3 separate regions of the Homo sapiens genome follow, and all the other regions are linked to region 1. Evidence: chromatin loops called from intact Hi-C (ENCODE). Cell type or tissue: heart right ventricle. All regions are shown on one strand. Region 1 has its middle 46 kb from the start of MGAT5. Region 2 overlaps MGAT5 (alpha-1,6-mannosylglycoprotein 6-beta-N-acetylglucosaminyltransferase). Region 3 has its middle 13 kb from the start of MIR3679.

Region 1 (8,000 bases):
AACTCAGGATTAAGAATCTCACTCAAAGCCGCTCAACTACATGGAAACTGAACAACCTGCTCCTGAATGACTACTGGGTACATAACGAAATGAAGGCAGAAATAAAGATGTTCTTTGAAACCAACGAGAACAAAGACACCACATACCAGAATCTCTGGGACGCATTCAAAGCAGTGTGTAGAGGGAAATTTATAGCACTAAATGCCTACAAGAGAAAGCAGGAAAGATCCAAAATTGACACCCTAACATCACAATTAAAAGAACTAGAAAAGCAAGAGCAAACACATTCAAAAGCTAGCAGAAGGCAAGAAATAACTAAAATCAGAGCAGAACTGAAGGAAATAGAGACACAAAAAACCCTTCAAAAAATCAATGAATCCAGGAGCTGGTTTTTTGAAAGGATCAACAAAATTGATAGACCGCTAGCAAGACTAATAAAGAAAAAAAGAGAGAAGAATCAAATAGACACAATAAAAAATGATAAAGGGGATATCACCACCGATCCCACAGAAATACAAACTACCATCAGAGAATACTACAAACACCTCTACGCAAATAAACTAGAAAATCTAGAAGAAATGGATACATTCCTCGACACATACACTCTCCCAAGACTAAACCAGGAAGAAGTTGAATCTCTGAATAGACCAATAACAGGCTCTGAAATTGTGGCAATAATCAATAGTTTACCAACCAAAAAGAGTCCAGGACCAGATGGATTCACAGCCGAATTCTACCAGAGGTACAAGGAGGAACTGGTACCATTCCTTCTGAAACTATTCCAATCAATAGAAAAAGAGGGAATCCTCCCTAACTCATTTTATGAGGCCAGCATCATTCTGATACCAAAGCCGGGCAGAGACACAACCAAAAAAGAGAATTTTAGACCAATATCCTTGATGAACATTGATGCAAAAATCCTCAATAAAATACTGGCAAACCGAATCCAGCAGCACATCAAAAAGCTTATCCACCATGATCAAGTGGGCTTCATCCCTGGGATGCAAGGCTGGTTCAATATACGCAAATCAATAAATGTAATCCAGCATATAAACAGAGCCAAAGACAAAAACCACATGATTATCTCAATAGATGCAGAAAAAGCCTTTGACAAAATTCAACAACCCTTCATGCTAAAAACTCTCATTAAATTAGGTATTGATGGGACGTATTTCAAAATAATAAGAGCTATCTATGACAAACCCACAGCCAATATCATACTGAATGGGCAAAAACTGGAAGCATTCCCTTTGAAAACTGGTACAAGACAGGGATGCCCTCTCTCACCGCTCCTATTCAACATAGTGTTGGAAGTTCTGGCCAGGGCAATCAGGCAGGAGAAGGAAATAAAGGGTATTCAATTAGGAAAAGAGGAAGTCAAATTGTCCCTGTTTGCAGACGACATGATTGTTTATCTAGAAAACCCCATCGTCTCAGCCCAAAATCTCCTTAAGCTGATAAGCAACTTCAGCAAAGTCTCAGGATACAAAATCAATGTACAAAAATCACAAGCATTCTTATACACCAACAACAGACAAACAGAGAGCCAAATCATGAGTGAACTCCCATTCACAATTGCTTCAAAGAGAATAAAATACCTAGGAATCCAACTTACAAGGGATGTGAAGGACCTCTTCAAGGAGAACTACAAACCACTGCTCAAGGAAATAAAAGAGGACACAAACAAATGGAAGAACATTCCATGCTCATGGGTAGGAAGAATCAATATCGTGAAAATGGCCATACTGCCCAAGGTAATTTACAGATTCAATGCCATCCCCATCAAGCTACCAATGACTTTCTTCACAGAATTGGAAAAAACTACTTTAAAGTTCATATGGAACCAAAAAAGAGCCCGCATCGCCAAGTCAATCCTAAGCCAAAAGAACAAAGCTGGAGGCATCACACTACCTGACTTCAAACTATACTACAAGGCTACAGTAACCAAAACAGCATGGTACTGGTACCAAAACAGAGATATAGATCAATGGAACAGAACAGAGCCCTCAGAAATAATGCCGCATATCCACAACTATCTGATCTTTGACAAACCTGAGAAAAACAAGCAATGGGGAAAGGATTCCCTATTTAATAAATGGTGCTGGGAAAACTGGCTAGCCATATGTAGAAAGCTGAAACTGGATCCCTTCCTTACACCTTATACAAAAATCAATTCAAGATGGATTAAAGATTTAAACGTTAGACCTAAAACCATAAAAACCCTAGAAGAAAACCTAGGCATTACCATTCAGGACATAGGCGTGGGCAAGGACTTCATGTCCAAAACACCAAAAGCAATGGCAACAAAAGCCAAAATTGACAAATGGGATCTAATTAAACTAAAGAGCTTCTGCACCGCAAAAGAAACTACCATCAGAGTGAACAGGCAACCTACAACATGGGAGAAAATTTTCGCAACCTACTCATCTGACAAAGGGCTAATATCCAGAATCTACAATGAACTCAAACAAATTTACAAGAAAAAAACAAACAACCCCATCAAAAAGTGGGCGAAGGACATGAACAGACACTTCTCAAAAGAAGACATTTATGCAGCCAAAAAACACATGAAAAAATGCTCATCATCACTGGCCATCAGAGAAATGCAAATCAAAACCACTATGAGATATCATCTCACACCAGTTAGAATGGCAATCATTAAAAAGTCAGGAAACAACAGGTGCTGGAGAGGATGTGGAGAAATAGGAACACTTTTACACTGTTGGTGGGACTGTAAACTAGTTCAACCATTGTGGAAGTCAGTGTGGCGATTCCTCAGGGATCTAGAACTAGAAATACCATTTGACCCAGCCATCCCATTACTGGGTATATACCCAAATGACTATAAATCATGCTGCTATAAAGACACATGCACACGTATGTTTATTGCGGCATTATTCACAATAGCAAAGACTTGGAACCAACCCAAATGTCCAACAATGATAGACTGGATTAAGAAAATGTGGCACATATACACCATGGAATACTATGCAGCCATAAAAAATGATGAGTTCATGTCCTTTGTAGGGACATGGATGAAATTGGAAACCATCATTCTCAGTAAACTATCGCAAGAACAAAAAACCAAACACCACATATTCTCACTCATAGGTGGGAATTGAACAATGAGATCACATGGACACAGGAAGGGGAATATCACACTCTGGGGACTGTGGTGGGGTCGGGGGAGTGGGGAGGGATAGCATTGGGAGATATACCTAATGCTAGATGACACGTTAGTGGGTGCAGCGCACCAGCATGGCACATGTATACATATGTAACTAACCTGCACAATGTGCACATGTACCCTAAAACTTAGAGTATAATAATAATAATAATTAAAAAATAAAAAAAAAAATAAAAAAAAAAAAAAAAATAAAAAAAAAATAAGCCAGTTCTATATACAATCCCTCTGCCCATCCACCTCCTCATCCCCGGTAAATACACAAAAACAAAAGAGGAAGACAAGTGACTGCAAGTGACACAGGGGAAGTGAGGTCTGGGTCTTCCCATGCACAAGGCCTCCTTCATGCTGATGTAACAGAACACCAGGAAACCCTGCTCCCAGAACACTGGGGAAAAACAGACACTGACCACAACACTGGGGCATCTCCTTATTGATTCTCTCGGTTATTTATTTTCCCCAGAGGCTGGGAGTAAGATAATGCTTTCCTAAAACAAAGAATATGGTATAAAAACAAAATTTTTTAGAAGTCCAGCCAAGAAAGGCCACATAGGTGGGTAAGGTAATGTTTTATTAAATGTTTACATTCCCTAGATATTAAGTTTCAGAACTTGTCTAGGCTCTGTTCCCTTGGGCATTTCATACATAAGTAATACAAGTTCTTCCTTAGCTTTTATCCACAAATGGGATAAAGACCATGTTTCTGGTATACATATGCATCTATGTTATTTATATTATAACAACTATAGTAAATAAATGCATGTTTTTGCCTGCTGGGAATAAAGGCATATCCTATCCTCATTTCTCACATATTCTACTTAAAATGTTCCTAAGTAGCTTACCAGCTACTCTCTTATCTGCTGAAACTAACCAAATTCTGGCTGATGGTCAAAGACTATTTCCCTTGGGCACCAAGCTTCCTAAACAGTCAGGATGGTCTAATAAGGTTTTTTCTGAGTGTGGTACATTTACACCGTAGCATACATACTAATAGTTAAGTATTTGTTGCAACATGCATACGCACATCAAATTCATAAGCTGCTATATGCTGTCAATTAGAATGAGACCAAATTAAAATAAATGAGTTGATGCAGGATAAACTGAAGAAAATATGTTAAGTAACAAGTATAGGTGGTAACGTGAATATGGTGGAAACTAAGTCCAAAGTTTGGAAAATACTGGTCTGCTTAAAAAAAAAAAAAGTTCGGCCAAGAGTCTGAAAACTCTGATTCTATGTGCTGTCTTAATGTGTCCTTGGGGATCCTTCACTTATCATCCCTAGGCAGGCCTCACTACAATGATAGCAACAAAGCTGATAGGGTTAGGACAGTGTGACAAATGTGAAAACTTTTGGAAGTAGAACGCAAAGTCTTTTCACCTTCCAATCAGGTGTGACCACTGGCCAGCTGAGAAGCATGGACCTTTAAGTTATGACACACAAACCAACAAGGTATCAGAGTCAATGCTAATCCCTCTCCTTAAAACCTCCCTGAGTTGTGGAAAGTCATCTTGCCAAGCCTCTGGGCAAAGACCTCCTGAGGTTGGCTTGGTGGCAGGCAGGGGGCGGTAGATGGCAAGAGCACAAATGATACATATCACTGCAACCTGGTGTCTGATCTCAATAACACCTCTGCACAAGACCCCTGGTAAGGCAGGGCTTTCCAAGGTCAGGATTTGCCACTAAGCTCTTAAAATCTCTTCTGATCCTAGCAGAAGTAAACGATCAGTATCTCTGGTAAGCAACTGTATTTTTCTTTTTTTTTTTTTTAACCTTTCAGTGTCATTGTGAGGTTTGCCACATGCCTTGAGAAATAAAGCCCAATCTGAATGCTCAAACATGAAAGTCTGGCTGGCTCAGGCAATTGGAAGAAGATACCCATGCATGGTAACCGCTGAATGACAAGTTAGGTTTCCTGGAGAGAAAGACCTAACTATTCACCTTATATACTTAAATAATTGCCTCCTTTTTAAGGCAAAATAACAGCTCCTAAAGATGTCTCTGTCATAGCCCCAGAATCTGAGTATGTTACACCTTACATGGCAAAGGGCAATTAAGGATGCAGATGGAGTTAAGGTAGCTAATCAGCTGACCTTAAGATAATTATCAAGGTGGGTCTAATGCAATCACAGCGTCCTTAAATGCGGAAGAGGGAAGCAGAAGAATCACTATCTAAAAAGTGTCAAAGACTGGCTTGAAGACATAAGAAGCCATGAGTGAAGGAATGTGGACAGACTCTAGAAGCTGGAAGAGTCAAGAAAACAGATTCTAAGAGCCTCCTGAAAGGAACACAGTCCTGCTGACACTGGATTAGCCCAGTGAGACTCTGTATTGGTTCCCTATTGCTGCTATAACAAATTGTCATTAATAATTACCTATACTTAGTGGCTTAAAACAACAGAAAACTCTTCTCTCACAGTTCCAGACTCCAGATGTCTGAAATTGGTATCACTGGGTAGAAGCGAAGGGGTAGGCAGGACAGGGCCGTGCTCCCTCCAGAGGCTCTAGGGACAGTCGGTTCCTTGCCTCTTCCAGCTTCTGGTGGCTGCATGTATTTTTTGGCTTGTGGCCACAGCATGCTAATTCCTACTTCTGTGGTCACACTGCCTTCTCTTCTGAGTAATCCTCCTCTGCATCTCTGTGAGGAGAACATTTGAGGTGGCATTTAGGGCCCATCTTGACAATCCACGATAATTGCCCTATCTCAAGGTGCTTAATCACATCTGCAAAGACCCTTATTCCACATAAGGCTACATCCACGTTTCAGGAGTTACAGCCTAACACCTGGAGGGTGTTAGCCTACTACAGAGCCGTTTCAGATTTCTTACCTCCAGAACCATAAAATAAACATGTTCTTTTAAGCCACTAAGTGTAATAATTTGTTACAGCAGCAATAGGCAATTAATACAGCTCCTGTCTCTCAAATGTGTGCTACAGATCAGGACAAGGTCTGGGCATGAGGACAGAGCTAGCTCACCCCTACTATTCACATCAGCATCCTGGCGATCCTTTGTATCCAGAGATGTTGCTCCTTCTCCCATTAGCATACTTGACAGGATAGAATGCTAAGACTCAGCAGGAAGTGGCCATTAGAAGCTTCAGAAATCACTTCTCTTTCCTCTCGCTGATCACAGGTTTCTTAAGTAAACTGTATAGTAATTCAAAGCAAAGCTTAGGGGAAAAAAGGAACTGACATTCATTTCAGAAAATTCCTCTCAATAATGAGTACACTCCATCCACAAATGTCAAAGAGCTTTGCTCACAAAGCCAATAATCCCTATCACAAATATAAGGCAATGTAAACATTTAAGAACCATATTCCTCAATTAGGAACAGCCTTTTTGGGTAGCTTTCCTAGCATTCCAGTGGCAGAACATACACTTTTAAGCAGTTATTAATCACTATTCTATCTCTTGGCATGCTGTAATGCTGGTTTTCTAACATCTCTGCAGGGATTTCTATTTATAGAACTGCTCCTTCTCATTGATCTGCCTTCAGGACACTGAAGCAATTCCCCAGCTGACTTCTCTCCCAGAACTCACCTTGTTGGGACACCCCTGGGCTCTGTCCTCAAATCTCTTCTCTATCCATATTCTCTCCCTCAGCAAGTGTACCCTGTCCCACGACTGCAAATGCCAACTGTAAGTGGAGGCTCTCAAATTCATGTATCTATCCTTGACCCCTCAACTGAACAAGGTCCAGATCCAAACATCCATGTGCCACTCATGAGCTCCACTTCAGTGTTTAGTATGTATCCCCAGCTTAGCAGGCCCGAAAGAGAGCCGCTGCTTTCTGACAGACGCACAAAGCAGCTCAGCAAACAGCATCTCCCACTCCGGCTGCTCCAGCAAGACCCTTAAGCCCTCATGTGTACGTTCTCTTCACTCCTTCCCACCCCTCATATTTAATCCATCAGTATCTACCAGCTCTGCCTCCAAAATGTACCCCAAATCTATTTTCACTATCTCCACTATTTCAATCTCATTCCAAGCTACCCTCACCTCCCACCCACATTATAGCAATAGGCTCCTAGCTCGTCTTCCTGCCTGCTCTAGCCCCACCCTCCGCAGGGCTAAAAGCCATCTTTCTGAAGTGTAAATGTCAGAGGATGTCACTCACAGGTATAAAATTATCAGGGGCTTCTGGCTACAAGCAAACTCCAAACTGGACCATTACCTACATGGTCTGGCCACTGCCTACCCCTTGACCTCTCTCCTACTCTCTTTCTTACTCACATGCCATGCACACAACTCTGGCCTTCTGTCCTCTCCTGAACATGCCGAAGCTTGTTCCTGACCCATGGCCGTTGCACTTGCTGCTCCTTCTGCTGTAAACACTCTTCCTGCAGGTCTATGTATTATCATCCTTTCCTTCCCTGAAGCCTCACCTGCAACTTTTCAGTTATCACCCTAGCCTACCAAAAGCAACCACTCACCACCCTTTTTTCCTGCCTGTCTTTGTCTTTTCAGAACACTTTGGAAGACCTGAAGCAGTCTTAATTGTTTGTCGATGGAGTGTGACTCCCCTCCAGCAAACTATATGCTCACTGAGGGCAGGGCTTTTCCCATAGTATCCCCAGAGAGATACCTGTTCACAAGCTGACTGAATGGTTTTACAATTGAAGAGCAATATCAAGTCCTCTTAAAAAGGTACAGTGTTAGTCAATCTCCTTGGTTTTAAGGAATAGTGATTTCCTGGGTTCCTACAGGAAAGAGACCAAAATCTCCTTCCTGGGGTACTGCCCTTCATTCTCACTCCCTCTCCCAGCATCTGTTTTTTCTTTTTATGTGCCCAATTCTCCCCTCTACCAACTGGCCA
Region 2 (8,000 bases), 60 kb before region 1:
ATGCATGTGTATTCTTTTCCTAATTAGCCAGTAAAAATTATGATGGTATGGACTGTGTCCCACACATACCCGAGAGATGCAAAGACATGCAAATGAGGTTAATCATTAAATGTGTAACTCTAAATTTGCTCCCATTGCCCAAAAAGGAAAAAAAAAACAAAACACAACACTCTGGTTCTTTAAATATTATTAAAAACACAGCACCAGTGGCACATTTAAAGGAGTCCCGCTCAGAGCCATTGGCTTAGAGAACATGATGCTTGTTAAGCGGTACACTAGCTCAATACATACGGCTGGTATATTTCCAGACTTCGTTTGAAAGTAGTCACCAAGTCCTTCCCATTTCCTTCTTAGAGGTGTACCCACGACCCTGTGCTCTGTGGCTTAAAGCCCAGGTAGCAAAGTCCTTGTGAGCCTTGCAACAAACAGGACAGCCAGAGGCAGCAAGATGCCACGATGGGGGAAAGAATGACAGCAGATGTGTTTATAGAGGCTCACAAGCCACAGGACTTCAGAGGCAGTGGAGAACAGCAAAGTTAAAGGCAGAACACTCCATCCCACCTCCAGAAATATGACACAGAACAGTGATGAAACCACATAGGGCCTTTCCAGTAGCATTTTCTACAGGGTACAGGGGTGGCAAGTGGAGACTGAAGAGGCATGGTTCCAGTTATTAAAAAGCAGCTAAACACAGTGGGAGGTTCTCTTGTCTAATTACAGAAGCTGTTGGAAACTGCAAGGAAGACAGGATTTACGGCCTAGATGACACTGCCTCTGTGTTGTAATTAAAAGTTATTTTTAATACCTTTGTTTGGTTGAATACTTTGAATTATTAGAAATATATTTTGCAATTTAAAATTTGCTAAAGGGCAAAGAACATTAAAAAAGGTAATAACAACCACCTTGCATAATGTAAAACAATTAAATGTTTTGACGCTGGGAGGTGGGAAAGGTAAAGAATCTCTCCCACTTAAGTGTGTGAATTTTTACAAGCAAAAGGGAAAGGAAAATAAGCTTAAAAGTATATGAAACAAGATTTTTTTTTAAAGCAGGAACTGATGTCAAAAGTAACCTAGTTACTTACTTTATCTATTAACCAGAGTTTGGCTACCACCCACCAAAAGTATAGACAGCTTGTTCACAACCATTCACCCAAAGCACTGAATCCTAATCCTCAGGCTCTTCACTTTGTCCTGGGTCCCCAGAAAATCGTGGTCACCCTAACAAGAGCAGTCCTGGTTCAAGCACAAAGACCCAGGGGCTGACCTCAGAGCAGTGTGATGGTGGGGGAGTTGCGGGGATGGGGGGGTTCTAATGTGAGCTGCAGGCAACAACATGCAGCGTATAATCTGGGTGTTGTTTTTAGTCAATTTTCCTTGTCTCATCCAATATTCCAGTTTCCAGAAGGAGCCAAACAAAATGCCTCCCAGTGGGAACCGCATGGTGGTGTACATGAGTGGCTACAGAATCTGCCTACGACTAGGCAGGGGTTATCTCCTAAAAGCCATTTCCAGAATTTCTATTTCTCCATATATACATAGGAGGCATTTTCGGCAATGGTGGCTCTTTTTTAACAACAGGGAGGAGAGAACCTATTATACGTAACAGACTTTCAAAATTGTCTGATGGGAGTACGGAGGAGGAAGAACTCTAAAAGGCACAAGCTTCTCAAATAACCTCTGTATTTCATTTAATCTATGCCATGAATCTTCTCTTTACAAGTGAATTCCAGGAGCTCATTAAGAGCAAATGTGTCACACAAACCACCAAATATTATGCATCATGATAAAACTATAAAAAGCATTTTAACATCTGCTATTAAAAAATAAATTTAGACTTATCTTTACAATGGCCATGCCAAGTTTATAGAATTTATATTATGCAGGTTCCAGTAAGAACCACTGCTCTCCTTTATTCTCTTCTTGGTCCAAAGCAGGGTGTGACTCCATATCAGGGCAGAGAATTGCTATTTTTACCTGCCACATTAATTTTCTCAAGTGCAACCAAGCTGGGAACAGCTGTAGTGGAGTTGGTTGAGTTTGTTCCGGTGCCATTGACAACAAGATTGTCCACCTTCGACTCCAACTTGCCAATGCGCTGCAAAATGTTATCTAATAACACAGCAAGGGTTTTCTTCAGATCTGTAAAAGAAAGTGCAGACAATTTTAAAATTCTATGGCCTCTACATATCTGTCTGGCTTGCTCTCTCTTTATCGTGGAGAACAAAACTTCTCAAATGTTTCTGAAGTGATACAAAAGATCTGTCAAACCACATCTGAAAGATGACAAGGGCCGTCTTCAACTGGCCCAGATCCTACTAAATACATCAGTCTGTCGTGGAATGCAAGTCTGGCAATAAGTAACATGGTATAACTATTTCCAGCTACTTGGTCAAGAGAGAAAACTCCTTGTTATTTAGCATCCTGCTATAGCACTACACTGAATTCCTCCTCCTTACAGCACCATAGTTTCTCACACAAAGCTTGACACCCCAAGGGTGCAGCAAGATCCCAAAGTAGCCTCTGGATCAAGTTTGTTATTTTTCGTGTTGCATACTCTAGCATGTCCCAGTTTTTTAAAAAGTGTTTAATTCTGTTAGTTACATACACTAACACTTCATAAAAGCTACAGCTCCAGATTTTCAGGTCTGCTAGGTAACCCAGAGTTGACTATAATCAGATTTAGGAAATATTTAAAATAAAGATTAGTCTCATTCATTTGCTCACAAATATTTATTAAGCTACTACTATGTGCCAGATATTATTCTAGATGCTGGGGATATACTCTCATCGTTCTTACATTTAAGAGTTGGTTCCCTTTCTCACACATCTGACTACACATTAAAGAGTACTGCACTTCCCTCTGGAAAAATTACAGGAACTCCTTCTTCACCCCTATGGATGCATTTACTATTTGTAGACAAGATATTCAAAGAAAAAAGAAAAGATAAGCTTAGACTCTCTCCTCTAAAAATTCATAATCACAGAAAGATATACTGACTTGTATGTGTCAGAAAAGCAGATGGGTGACTGCATAACCATCCACAGAAATAGAATCCAGACCCATTTCTGAATTGGGAGTGGGCCAGGGGAAAAGTGCACAGTGTGGGTAGCAGGACTGAGAAAAGCCCTGAGTTAAGACAAACGGGAAGGTGCCATCTTCCATTCTCCTAAAAACAGAGCAAACTTGTCCCTGAGCAGATGCGGTAATCTGGCCATGAAATAAACACACATGCTCACATAAACAGCACAGATCACAGCCAGCGAATCTCAACAAAGGTGCACCAGCCTGTTCCATTATGCCTCATGAACCAGAAGCAGATGCTGGTGCTGTGCTTCTTGTACAGCTGCAGAATCTTGAGCCAAATAAACCTCTTTTCTTTATAAATTACCCAGGCTCAGGTATTTTTTACAGCAATGCAAAATGGACAACTGTTTTATCTTCACATCCTCCCCATGAGGTAGATGTGACTCCGTTTTACAGATAAGAAAACTGAGGTTCACAGATATTAAATAATGAGCTGATAAAATGAGGGCTTGCCTCAGGACTGCTTAATTCCCTGACATCTCAATGGGACCAATCAGAAGTCAAGAACCTGGGTAGAAAAAAGAAACCAAGGGTGAAGTTCAGAGTCTTTCATCCATAACACAGTGGTTAAGGGCCTGACTTTGGAGCCAGAGTTCCTAGGTTTGAGTCCTACCTCTGGCATTCCTGTTTCCTTACCTGTAAAAGAGGGACATGAACAACACTTCAGCTTTGAGGTTGTCAAGAGGAGTTAAAGAGTTAATATTTATAAGGTGTTTTGAATACTGGCTGGCACATAATAAGCACTGCATAACTGCCTGTTAAATATATAAGTAAAATAAAACCTTTCACTGGAAAATGTTCTCATCCTTCCCAAAGAACTCTCTCCTCAGGTGATGCAAAGCTTCACTGCTTTATCCAAGGGGTCATGAGAGCACTCTCCTCTGCGGTCTGCAGTCCCACGGTCAGCATGACTCAGTTTGTCACAGGCACATCATTAGTTGGCACAGACAGCGGGAGTCAGTCACCTGTTCTGTCACTAAGTCTAATGCATCAACTGGCTCTCCAGAGTTCTGAAGAGTGCCAGAGGCCAGTCACACAGAAGGGGGCAGTCGTGCCAGTGAGAAGTGGCAATGTTCAGTATAAAGAAATACTCTTCAGATATAAAAGATCAATCTCCCCCATTTCAGCCTCTTTGCCTAGAGCCTGTGTCATCAGCCAGCTAGAATCCGAATACAATCTAGAATAGCATTTAACTATCACCGGTAATTGTAGTTGGCCAAGCACAGAAGCCCTGGCCCTCTAGTGTGACTTAACTCAGGATTTCTCAACCTCGGCACTACTGACACTTTGGGCCGGGTAATTCTTTGTCGTGGTGACTGTCCTTGCATTGTAAGATGCTTAGCAGCATCCCTGGTCTCTACTCCCTGAATGACAACAGCAATTATCCAGGTGTGGCAATCAAAAACGTCTCCAGACACTGCTAAATATCCTTTGGAGGGACAAAACTGCCCTGATTTGACAACCGCTGAATTAGGTGCATTCTCTCAACCCCTCTGTATTCCCCACTGCCCCTCTGTGGAGACATGGAGAGAGAACTGTGATAGAGAGGTTACAGGATAGGAAATGCCTACTGAATGAACCTGCATCATGTGTGACTTCCATTCACTGGAGGGACTGCTACAAATACAACAGAAAGTTGCAGTGAGAGAAGTCTGCCTTCCTCCCTATGGGGGAGCTAACAGAACATGAGCCAATGCTGATGGGCTCTCATCAGACTACTGGACACAGTCCCTCAATCCATTGTTATTGGTGATAGTTATTAGTGGAGTATACTCTAGGTAGGATATGAAGTTGTCATACTTACAATTAAGAAGATATTCTCCCTCAATTCTCAAATTACAGTGACCAGTAAATACAACTGACCTACTATCTCTTGTTGACCCCATCTGCCAAAGATTGACCTTCTGTGACTGTGTGACATGGAGTGTAAAAGGGGATTCATAATGAGGAGGAGGGATCACCATCACCACGGCCACCCCAATATAACCTCCTCCACTTATTGAACTTTCTATATGCCAGGCAGTGTGCTGAGCACTTTACATGAACTAATTCATTTAATCCTACCAAGACAGTCTGAGGAGCATGTGATCATCCCTATGCCCCTCTTAACAAATGAATAAATCACAGCACAGAGAGGCTAAATAACTTAGCAGAGGTGATTACAGATCCAGGACTCAAACCCAGTCTGGTTCCAGGGCTGATGGCTCTTACCCACCATGCTTCACCACCTCTTAAGAACTACAATGGACCTGTCCACCAGCAAGCATCTCTGACTTGCTCCCCCTGAATCTACTTGTTAGGGAATAACCTCTGGGATTTTGCCATGTGTTTGTGTAACAACATATACCAATCACTCTTAAGACTCACTCATGTCCCTGTCCTGTGGTAACTCTGTCCACCCGACCCAGTATCACTAAACATCCACCAGCTGACACTGGAGACTACCAGATACATCAAGTGATCCAAGATTTTTTTAAAATTAAGACTCTTTCTTTATCTTCTCCCTTAAAATGAAGACGGAATATAAGCCTACTAAAAACCTTGAATTCTCTAAGCACTTTACCTAGGTAGGCATGTTTTCTCTCCCAATATGAAAGAAAAAAGTTCATTTTCAACTCAAGCAGCTACCTGAGTCACCATTTCAAAGCAGCCAACCCAAGATTAAGGATGTTGTTAATAAAAAACACAATGACAGAGATGACGCCAAGCCCATATCTGTATCATTATACAGTGCTAGGCACATTAAGCATGTGTTACGTAAGTGAACAAATGAATGAGTGAAACAAACTATAGTACTCTCACAAATAAGGCTCAATAAATTATACCTTTCCGGGCAATGAAATTATTTTGCACCTTTGTATTTTACTGTTAAACCTCCAAAAACTGTTAACAGTTTTATCACAACTTTAAAGAAATAACAGGCTGGCGCGGCGGCTCACGCCTGTAATCCTAGCACTTTGGGAGGCCGAGGCAGGCGGATCACCTGAGGTCAGGAGTTAGAGACCGGCCTGACCAACATGGTGAAACTCCGTCTCTCCAAAAAATACAAAAAATAGCTGGGCATGGTGGCGTGTGCCTGTAGTCCCAACTACTCGGAAAGCTGAGGCAGGAGAATCGCTTGAACCTGGGAGGTGGAGGTTGCAGTGAGCCAAGATTGCACCGCTGCACTCCAGCCTGGGTAACAGAGCCAGAGCAATACTCCATCTCAAATAAACAAAAATAAAATAAAATAAAGAAATAACAGTATTTTTGTGTTTTAATCTTTTTTTTTTTTTTTTTGAGATGGAGTCTTGCTCTGTGGCCAAGGCTGGAGTGCAGTGGCACGATTTCAGCTCACTGCATCTGCCTCCTGGGTTCAAGCAGTTCTCCTGCCTCAGCCTCCTGAGTAGCTGGGATTACAGGTGCCACCACACCCAGCTAATTTTTGTATTTTTAGTAGAGATGGGGTTTCACCATCTTGGTCAGGCTGGTCTCAAACTCCTGACCTTGTGATCCACCAGCCTCAGCCTCCCAAAATGCTCGGATTACAGGCATGAGCCACCGCGCCCAGACCATTTGTGTTTTAATCCTAATGGTAACCCTTTTGTTCAATACAACTGTACAAATAATTTCTATAGTTTAATAAAAATAGAAAAATATTACTCCAAATTCTAGTATATTTTAATATTTCATTGCGTCTTATAGTTATTATAGCCATAAAATGCGTCCTCAACAAGATTATCATTTTCAATTACTAATGAGCTTTTAAAATTTTGTTTGTGCTTCAAAGCCTTTGCAATAAAAATTTAATCCCAACATTACTACTGCAATTCTGCATTCCTAAAACTTACTGTACATGATGAAGACGAGATCAAAGTAGTTGAAAAACATTTAAAATGTCTCTCTGGGGAAAGCAGGCTTTGGTTTCTATCATGCCAGCATTCTTTGATAAATGGTAAGGTCGATTAAACTGCATTGGAACAGGTTATTTGACAGCTTCTGTTAAGTTTTCATTTCCAGGAAGCCATGGTATTGATGGGTAAGAAGTGATTGGAAGGGCCTGACAGACACATCCTTGAGCAGACAGCCAAGGAGCTATAACTGCAAGTCACACTTTTCTCCATCTCTGGAATTCAAGGAGATGGGATCTCAGTAAAAAGGAGGGCCCTGCTGGTGGAATAAGGTTTATAGATCTATCAGCTAATGCTGTGAGACTGGGTGGTAAACCTTCATTTCCCAGATCATCAAAATCAATCCGTATTTGAGGAATTATCAAAAATGGCCATGCTTGGGAGCTATGCTGTCCACCACCCCATTTTTCCTGGAACATGCTTCTAAAGCAGTGGTTCTTAGCCCTGCTGTGCATCAGACTCACTTTGTGCAGTCAGTTACCAGGTTGCATCTTCAACACACTAAATCCGGATCTGCAGAGTCCGTCAAGGATTAGGGCACAGCCAAGGTTGAGATCTACTGTGAAGGTACGGCCGCCATGATACTATGGCACAGAACCAACTACGCAATGAGCAAGGTCTTACATCTGAAATGCCAAAAATTATTTACATCTGTGCCTGCTCATGAATCAAATCCCTTTCACCATGGCTGCCCGAGAGGCAGAGCATGAACAACAGAGCCACAGAGCAGCTTCACTTGCTGCTCTGGAGAAACTGGCAAAGACAGGGCGTTAATGAGAAAGGAAGGTGCTATTGAAAAAAGAATTAACCTCAACCTCTTATTTCCATTGACTGTCAGGAATGTCAAGTTTCATCAATTATATATTTTTAAATTAATTTTAGAGTGATCTTTCCACAGAAAGATAATAGAGTTACAGTAATGACCCAAATACAGTCCATTTATTATGTACAAGGACATTCAAAGCAGTGTTATTTATAAAATAGCGTTATTACAGATAAGAACTGGAAATTACCCAAACACAA
Region 3 (8,000 bases), 69 kb after region 1:
CCTCTATTTCCAGGCGCCTGCCTGATGTTCCTCATCCATCCACTCAACCATTCCTTCATTCATTCCAACGCTTCCCAGGCATCCAGGATGCGCCGAGCGCGGTTTCAGCTCACAGTGAATCCTACATCCTAGGAAACAAGAACATGTCAGGAGTTGGGAAGATCATGAAAACAAAGCTCCCTGTTACAAAATAGGCAGCAAGCAGGGGCCAGAGATACAACCCACTTCACTCCCTGCCCACTTCTGCCCTCTCCAGTGCTTTCTCAAATTGAGATATTAATAAAATCCACAAAACACAGAATCAGTCTTTAACAGTAAACAAACTTAGCGGCATTGAGTATGTTCATCATGTTGTGTGACCATCACCTCTATCTAGTTCCAAAACATTTATATCACCATCCCCCCACCAAATAAAACCCAGATCCATCAAGCATTCTCCCCATGCCCCTGCCCCCAGCAACACTAATCAGCTTCCTGTCTCTGCGGGTTCACCTATTCTGTGTATTCCATGTCAGTGAGTCATCCGCTACCATTCCAATTCAGAAACAGCCCTGCCTCCCTTTGGTGCTCTCCCAGCCTCCTTGAGGAGGGCCTGTCTCACATTTGTCCTCCCACCCCCATGCCCCCTCCGGCCTGTATCTCTAAAATCTCGGAACAGGCTCTCTAAACCTTTGAGCAATTCTATCACTCTTGAAAAAAACCAAAACAGGACCAGGTGCAGTGGTTCACACATGTAATCCTAACACTTTGGGAGGTCAAGGCAGGAGGATCAATTGAGGCCAGGAGTTTGAAACCAGCCTGGGCAACACAGTGAGACCTTGTCTTTATCCCGCCCCTTCTCCACAAAAAAAGAGTTAAAAAACAAAAAACAAACAAAACAAACACTTCCCTGACATTTCTTCCTCTGTCAAGACAGCCCCAACACCTTCCTTCCCTTCTCAGCTTCTGATTCATTCCATGGGATTTGCAACTTGCCAAAACCAATAAAAACGCAGAAGGCCTTGGCTCCCCAGTGCCCTTTGGTCATGTGAAGCATGTGACCTCAGATAATTATTGGTTTTGCCCCTCTGTGCCTCAGTTCACTCATCTGTAAAATGGAGATCCGAGTAACACTTACCTCACTGGATTTGTATGATGAATCAGAACTACCTGAGTGCTCACAAATGTCCCCAGCACACTGTGAGGGCTCCAGTGTTGTCACTATGGTCAAAATGATCTGTCCCATAAAACCCATAGGCCTGCTCCACTCAGGCGGGGCCGGGCCTTTCTGGCCATTGGTTCTCTTTGGCTCAGCCTGTAAATGCAGAAATTTTCCAAGAATTGGCTCTTCCAGGTTAACACTCTTTTCGGGGTGGTATCATCTGGTCTCCTGACTTTAACCACCATCAATGCCAACAACACCTAAACCACAGGGCCCACCTTTCCCCTCTCAGGCTCAGCACAGCTTTGCACTCACATGGGAACACCTGGGCAATGCGTCAGTAACCTCAGGAGGCCCTGAACTATGCAAGACCAGAATTAAGCGTCAGCCTCCCCTTGCACTCCTCAGCCACCTCTCCTCACTCGCTCCACTTCAAGTTCCCCTGCTCTCCCTTGGGGACCACTGAGGTACCCTGCCCTGCCACCCCACCTCCTGAGCCAGGCTTGCTCCTATTCCCTCCTTTTCACACTGCAAGCAGAACAGACCATCTGAAAACCAAATCTGCCCAAGCCATGCACCTTTCAGGTGCTCTCCACTGCTCTCAGGAGCAAGTCCAAATGCATTCCAAAGGAAGGCTTTTCCTGACCTCGCCCCATCCCCAGCAGCTCCTGCTCTGTCCTCTAGGCTCTGGGAATGCTGACTGCTGCCAGCAATGCTGGAGTTGAACCACATGGCCCCTGCTGGCAATGTCTTTCCCATCCCATTCTTCCAAATTCCGCATATCTTTCAAGGCTCAGTTCAGCCACCACCACCTCAAGGAAGCCTTTTCTGATGCCCTAGATTGGACTAAGCCCCCTCCCTGCCTGCAACTCACTGACATTAGTGTGAGTCTGTTTTCCTCATTAGGCTGTAAGCTCCCCGAAGACCTTGTTTATTTCCTCCATCTACCCATTCATCTACCCATCCAGCCACCCACCCACCCACCCATTCATCCACCCACCCATCTATCCATCCACTTACCCATCCAACTATCCATCTATCTATTCAACAAAAATGTCCCAAGAGCCTACATTAGGCTAAGCAATAGGAATATAATAGCTAATAAGACAGACAAGGTTGCTGCCCATCAATGGAGGCAGACAAAAACATGTGACCACCACATCCCCCCATATCAGTCCATTTTTCTGCTATAACAATACCACAGACTAGGTTATTTATAAAAATAGAAGTTTATTTGGCTTATGGTTCTGGAGGCTGAGAAATCTAAGAGTGTGGTGCTTGGCATCTGGTGAGGGTCTTCTTGCTGTGTCAGAACATGGTAGAAAAGCATGTGAGACCGAGAGGGAAGTGGGCTGAACACATCCTTTCTATCAGGAACCCTAGATAACTCTCTCAATAACTAACCCATTCCCTGGATAACAGCATTATCTCTTCATCAGGGCAGTGCCCTCATGATCTTCCCGTTTTTAAAGGCCTCACTTCTTCATTCTGCTACAATGGCAGTTAAATCACAACATTTGTTTAGGAGGGAATATTCAAACCATAGCACCTCCACAGCAGCCACACAGTGTGGGTTCTGGAGCTAGGTTCCCTAGGTTGAAATTCTGGCTCCTTCACTTGTTAGCTACGAAACCTGGGGCAAATTACTTAACCTCTCCGTGCCTTAGTTTCCTCCTCTCTCTAATCAGAACAGTAGTGCCCAGCTAGCACTTTTTTTTCCTGCTAATTCATTTTGCTAATGTATTTCATGAATAGATAAATCAATGGAAAGTATCCAGAACACTGCCTGGTACAAGTTAGCTATTCTCCGATTATTGGAGCAATGGGACTGCTTATGACATGGCCCCACCCTGGATGTGGGCACAGGTGTTATATTAACCTTTGTGCCCTGTTTCTGATATAAAGTACTCATCAAATGTTTACTGAGTCACACTGGTAAGCCCTACAAGAATGGCTCATTGGCTCGGCATTAAAGACTTTTAGAGCTGGCAGTCACGCTGGATAACATCTGACCCAACTCGCCCACTTTTGTGGAAGACACAGAGGCTCACAAAGTGGCAGGGAAAGCGTCAGTCCCCAGATCTCCTGACTTGCCAGCCAGTGCCTTGTCCCCCATTCTAAGCAGACTTGTGGCGCCCACAGCAGCACAGCTGCTCCACATCGTCCCATCTCTCCTTTCCCACGGTGGAACGGCCACAGCTCCCACACCCAGGCCGCCTCCTTCTCTGTTGGCTTTGCCTTCTCATGCCTCTCTTTTTTCTTTTTCTCCCTGTTTTGTAGCCAGTGGTTCTCCTATTTCCAGGGGGAGAGCTGACCATTCATAAAGACAGCCAGAGATCATTGTCCTCTTCAGGGAGTGGCTCACACAACCCAGTGGGGCAGGTGCAGGCCGTGAGCCCCCAAGTGCCTCTCCAGGTCCTGCTGGTCACTCCTGATGGAGGAAGGACTTTTTCTTCATCACCAGCAAGTTTCACTTTACCTACTTTAGGATTCATGCTTTTACAGGTGTTCCAAGAGTCAGAAGGCAGGTCCTCCCTAAACCTGGGTGTAGAAGGAAGGCCACATAACAACTCTCAACTAAAAGCTGTTCTCGAATGGCCAGCAAGTGCATAACCAGCACCCCTCCCTCTGCTTGCTCTGGGTTGCCAGCAGTGGCCTGGCCTGTGGATGGCATGTCATCCTCTGGCACTGCTTACCTGATGACAAGTGGTAATCTAGCAGGGCTGTTTTACAGTCTTTGGTATTTACAGAACCACTCTGTTATGAAACTTTTGATTTTGCACCTCAGCTGGCTTAGAAGGCTGCAAGAGAACATGACACTGCGAACAAATAATTCCTGCGATACTGTGCGAGGTTTTTCATTCCTTTTCATGGCTGGGCTGTAATATCATTTATAAGAACCCTGCGCTTCATCTGTCTTCATGTCTGAGCCTCCGCTGGGTGTGTTTGCATGCCTGTGTCTGAAGCTCACAGAGGTACAAAGGCTTGTCACAAGCCCCAGTGTGGCAAAGCAGTGTATTTGAGGGCTGGGATTTTTACCTTAACATCTCAGAGTAAGATTATACCATACACAAAATTGCCTCATTGATAGCAGCCACGGCCAGAGTGCTAAAAACAAGAGTAGTAAATTTGTATCTACACACCTTACTATTAAAGAATTCATCTACCATTCTGGATCTTAACAGCCACAGGCTATGAAGATGTTTGCCCTGGATATGAGATTCTGTGACTCTTACTCCGTCTTTCTTATAAATGCTAAAGCAGACCCATTCTTTTAAACAAACAATGGAAAACCATTTTTATGAAGGAAGAAACTGTCTTTCCAACAAAACCCTTTCCATGTTTTTACATGAAAGAAGATCTCTAGTAGACATTTCTCTGGCCAAAAAAACCTTTCGCCTAGCCTTAGAGAATTTCTCTTCGGCTGTATTCTTAGAGCAGAACTCATCTTCAGAAGGTTCTTCCATCTGTGCCTTACCAATTCATTTGCAGACAGAGTGGCCTGATCTAACAGCATGTAATGGAAAGTAGGCACAATTTAAGATCAGAGACCTGCATTTAACCCCCAATCTGTACCTTATCAGTAGGGGGACCATATATCCCCTTTTATGCCTGTTATCCCAGCATAATCATCAATAGCACCCCTCTTCACTCTCAAAAGCATCCTGATTTGGATGATAAATTATATGACCACCTTGCTTATTATGTGAGTCACCCCAGACAACATACTTCACTTTCCCTCATAAGTTTCACGTTTGTCCGGTGAAAATAAGGGAAGCTAATATACATGGTTATCCCAAGCATGACATTAGACAGTGTGCACAAGACACGGTAACAGGAGGACCCAGTATTCCCAGTACACCAGCTACCATGCCCAAAAGGTCTGTTCTCAGAGAGAAAGTATTCATCTGCATGTGTGAGGTCCTCACCTTTTGGTTGTCAAGTTGAAGACAGGACCTATATTTTCCACTTTCTACTGTGATATGGTCTATAAAATGGTAATGGGATCTATCCGTGTCCAGCAGCTGCACAATTAATTCTGTCATCCATCTGACCAGAAGATGGACCACACATGGGTACTTTAACTCCTACACTTTAGACCTTCTGGACTTTATTTATGCTCTCCACAAAGTAGGATTAAAATATGAAACAGTCTGAGTGAATGTGGTTCAGAGTGGGGGAGGGGAGTGGTCAGAGATCCTACAGACTGAATCACTAACTCTTAGCGAGTAAATTTGGTGAATTTCTTGCTTTCTCAAGCCAAAAAAAAAAGGGCAATGATAGAAGAACAGCTTCTTAATAAAATTATGTTAGGTATCTCACTTTAAAAATTAGGCCTAGGTCAGACTCACCTCTATAATCCCAGGACTTTGGGAGGCTGAGGTGGGAAGATCACTTGATCCCACGAGTTTGAGACCAGTGACCAGTGACCAGCGCCACTGCCCTCTAGCCTGGGCAAGAGAGCAAGACTCTGTCTCAAAACAAAAAAAAAAAAAACAGGCCTAATTGTGCCAACAATCTTGAACACAAATCTGTAATATCAATCAGTGACTCAGAAAGCAACATAACTTTGCTATTTCCATTTGCAAAAAAAAAAAAGAAAAGAAAGGCGAGATGCTATCCCTTCATTGATAAACTTGTTAAATACAAATACATTATCTTTAAACAGTAAGAATATAATGTAATGTAACTGCCTCAATAATAAAACTGACCAATAACATAGAAAAATGAAGCAGAAAAAAAAAATAGAGACTATTCTAGTCCAAGCTTCAGCGTTAATATTTTTTTAAACAAAGAACGAAAAATTATTATTCCCATTATCTTTTCATATGGTTATCCGAGGGATTTGTGTTGAATACAAGAAATCCCTCCCCGCTCTGACTTCTAAAGAAACAGGAAGGAAATGTTCAGCATTTTCATGCTCTAAATATAGCTACAAGTGGAAAGAGATGCCCATGGCAGCACAGCAATGACTTCAAGTCTGCAGCCTGACGAGGTGCAGTACAATAAGCTCTTCTGTGGACAGAGTCATTTCCTATCAAGAGAAGTTTCCAGAAACAGAAAAGGGCTGACTCCACTCTCAGAAATCCAGGTACAGCAGCGGCAGAGCACCCTCTGGGCTGGACTCACTGAGTGGCAAGCGGGAAGCCAAGAGGAAGTGCATTCCTATGGCGCTGACTACCTCCAAGCCAAGCCCCAATTCCTAGGGGATGCCCCTCTGTCCAAAGCCATACGCCAACAGGAAAACACCCCTGGCAACCATGTGCACAACATATTTCTTGGGCAGAGACCTATTTCTTAGAGTGCTGTTGTCGATGATATAACCTTAAAGCATACCAAGAGGAAAACAGGGGGTTAATGTGTATTTAGGGCATTTTCCTGCAGAATGTCTGTGGGTTTTCTCCACTTGAAAAACTGAAACTGAAGCTGAAATCAGACTTCTGTTTAGGATTCAGATAATTAGGACATTTGGCTTTAAATGAATCACATACCTTGTAGTGACAGATATGGCCTTGCTAGAGGAACGTTCTGACAAACTTGCCTCCCTGGATATGATAAACCAGTGAGCCAAGAATAGAGCTCAATTCTTTGACCAGGTCTAAGATAAAAAGTTGGAGATAAGCCCACACCCACTCTACAAACGCACCTGACAGCCTTGGAGAAAGCCCAAGTCAGGAGGAGGTCAACTCTTGATGAAGAGGAGGGAAAGGGGAGCAGTGGGTGTGCAGGGTCTAGAACACACCACAATTCTACTGTACCCCTTGGCAAACTAGGGGCAGCCTATGGACTCCTTCTCAGAAAGACTTTTTTAATGCATAAAATAAAATACACAGGACTGCAGAGGAAATCAATGATATTGAAATACTGTTACCAAAATATTTTTTATATTTATTTATTTATTTTATTTATTCATGTATTTTGAGACAGAGTCTCACCCTGTTGCCCAGGCTGGAGTGCAGTGGTGCAATCTCAGCTCACTGCAACCTTTGCCTCTGGGATTCAAGTGATTCTCCTGCCTCAGCCACCCTAGTAGCTGGGATTACAGGCACCCGCCACCACGCTCAGCTAATTTTTTATTTTTGGTAAGAGACAGGATTTTGCCATGTTGGCCATGCTGGTCTCAAACTCCTGGCCTCAAGTGGTCCGCCCACCTCGGCCTCCCAAAGTGCTGGTATTACAGGCATGAGCCACCGCGTCTGGCCCCCCAATTTTTTTTTTAATTGGTAAATGGCAATACCTGCAGCTTGTATCTTAACACATTAAATAATACTATCTAGCAACAGGTGCAACAACCACCGTAATTTCAAAGTGGTGATGAATACTGGTATTTCAACACACCTGTTAATCATCTCTAATGTGACATGAAAATATTAGATTTCTATTGGTGACAAAGTCACAAACAGCACTAATACTACTGTGACTTATGTCCAACCTTCCAAAGTGAAAGAATTGCCAAATTTTGGCTAGAAGTTAGGGAAAATGAAAGTGTAATATTTTCCCATGCAAGTTCACAGGTTTCCCTGAAACCTTGTGCAGTTATGAAACTCATGTGACAACCTAATTTTACCTTCCATTCCTGCAGTTTTTCCAGAATAATGCAGAGACCTACACGGGAGCCATGGCCCAGCAAGAGCCAAAAACTACCTGTATGCATGGGAGGGTGGAGGTTGTACAACAAGGACAGTCCACCACCCATGGCTGTGGCTCGGGGAGGAGCACTATGGGACCAATATCTCTATTTCTGCTATACCCCACATGTGGGCCAAGGTTTCTTTTTTTTTTTTTTTTTTTTTTTTGAGATGGAGTCTCACTCTGTTGCCAGGCTAGAGTGCAGTGGCGCGATCTCGGCTCACTGCAA

Evidence for each region. Hi-C counts contacts between places; a loop is a spot of excess contacts. Peaks named below come from ENCODE experiments on the same cell type or tissue, not always from the same donor. Only the 100,000 strongest peaks of a DNase experiment are listed, where the experiment ranks them.
Region 2: it touches region 1 in a loop (2.0-fold over the local background); 4 of 110 quality-filtered maps call a loop at or near these places.
Region 3: a loop joins it to region 1, with 2.9 times the contacts of the local background. A loop is called at or near these places in 27 of 110 quality-filtered maps.

What each region holds. Positions count from the first base shown.
Region 1 is chr2:134,204,529-134,212,528 of GRCh38, reverse strand. It overlaps a transcript of MGAT5 not described here. Among named protein-coding and RNA genes, the nearest start is that of MGAT5, 46 kb to the left of the region's middle. RefSeq lists a silencer at 5,617-5,911. In heart right ventricle, CTCF peaks have their summits at 4,542 and 4,742; DNase peaks (open chromatin) are centred at 3,537, 4,748 and 5,746; H3K27ac peaks cover 3,559 bases.
Region 2 is chr2:134,264,527-134,272,526 of GRCh38, reverse strand. MGAT5 (alpha-1,6-mannosylglycoprotein 6-beta-N-acetylglucosaminyltransferase) reads right to left here. Exons shown (of 16, transcript NM_002410.5): 2 at 1,977-2,141. Among named protein-coding and RNA genes, the nearest start is that of MGAT5, 14 kb to the right of the region's middle. In heart right ventricle, a CTCF peak has its summit at 4,127 (motif pointing right); no DNase peak of the experiment used is centred here; H3K27ac peaks cover 3,956 bases.
Region 3 is chr2:134,135,629-134,143,628 of GRCh38, reverse strand. It overlaps a transcript of MGAT5 not described here. Among named protein-coding and RNA genes, the nearest start is that of MIR3679, 13 kb to the right of the region's middle. In heart right ventricle, no CTCF peak of the experiment used is centred here; DNase peaks (open chromatin) are centred at 3,818 and 6,240; H3K4me3 peaks cover 1,420 bases; H3K27ac peaks cover 6,635 bases.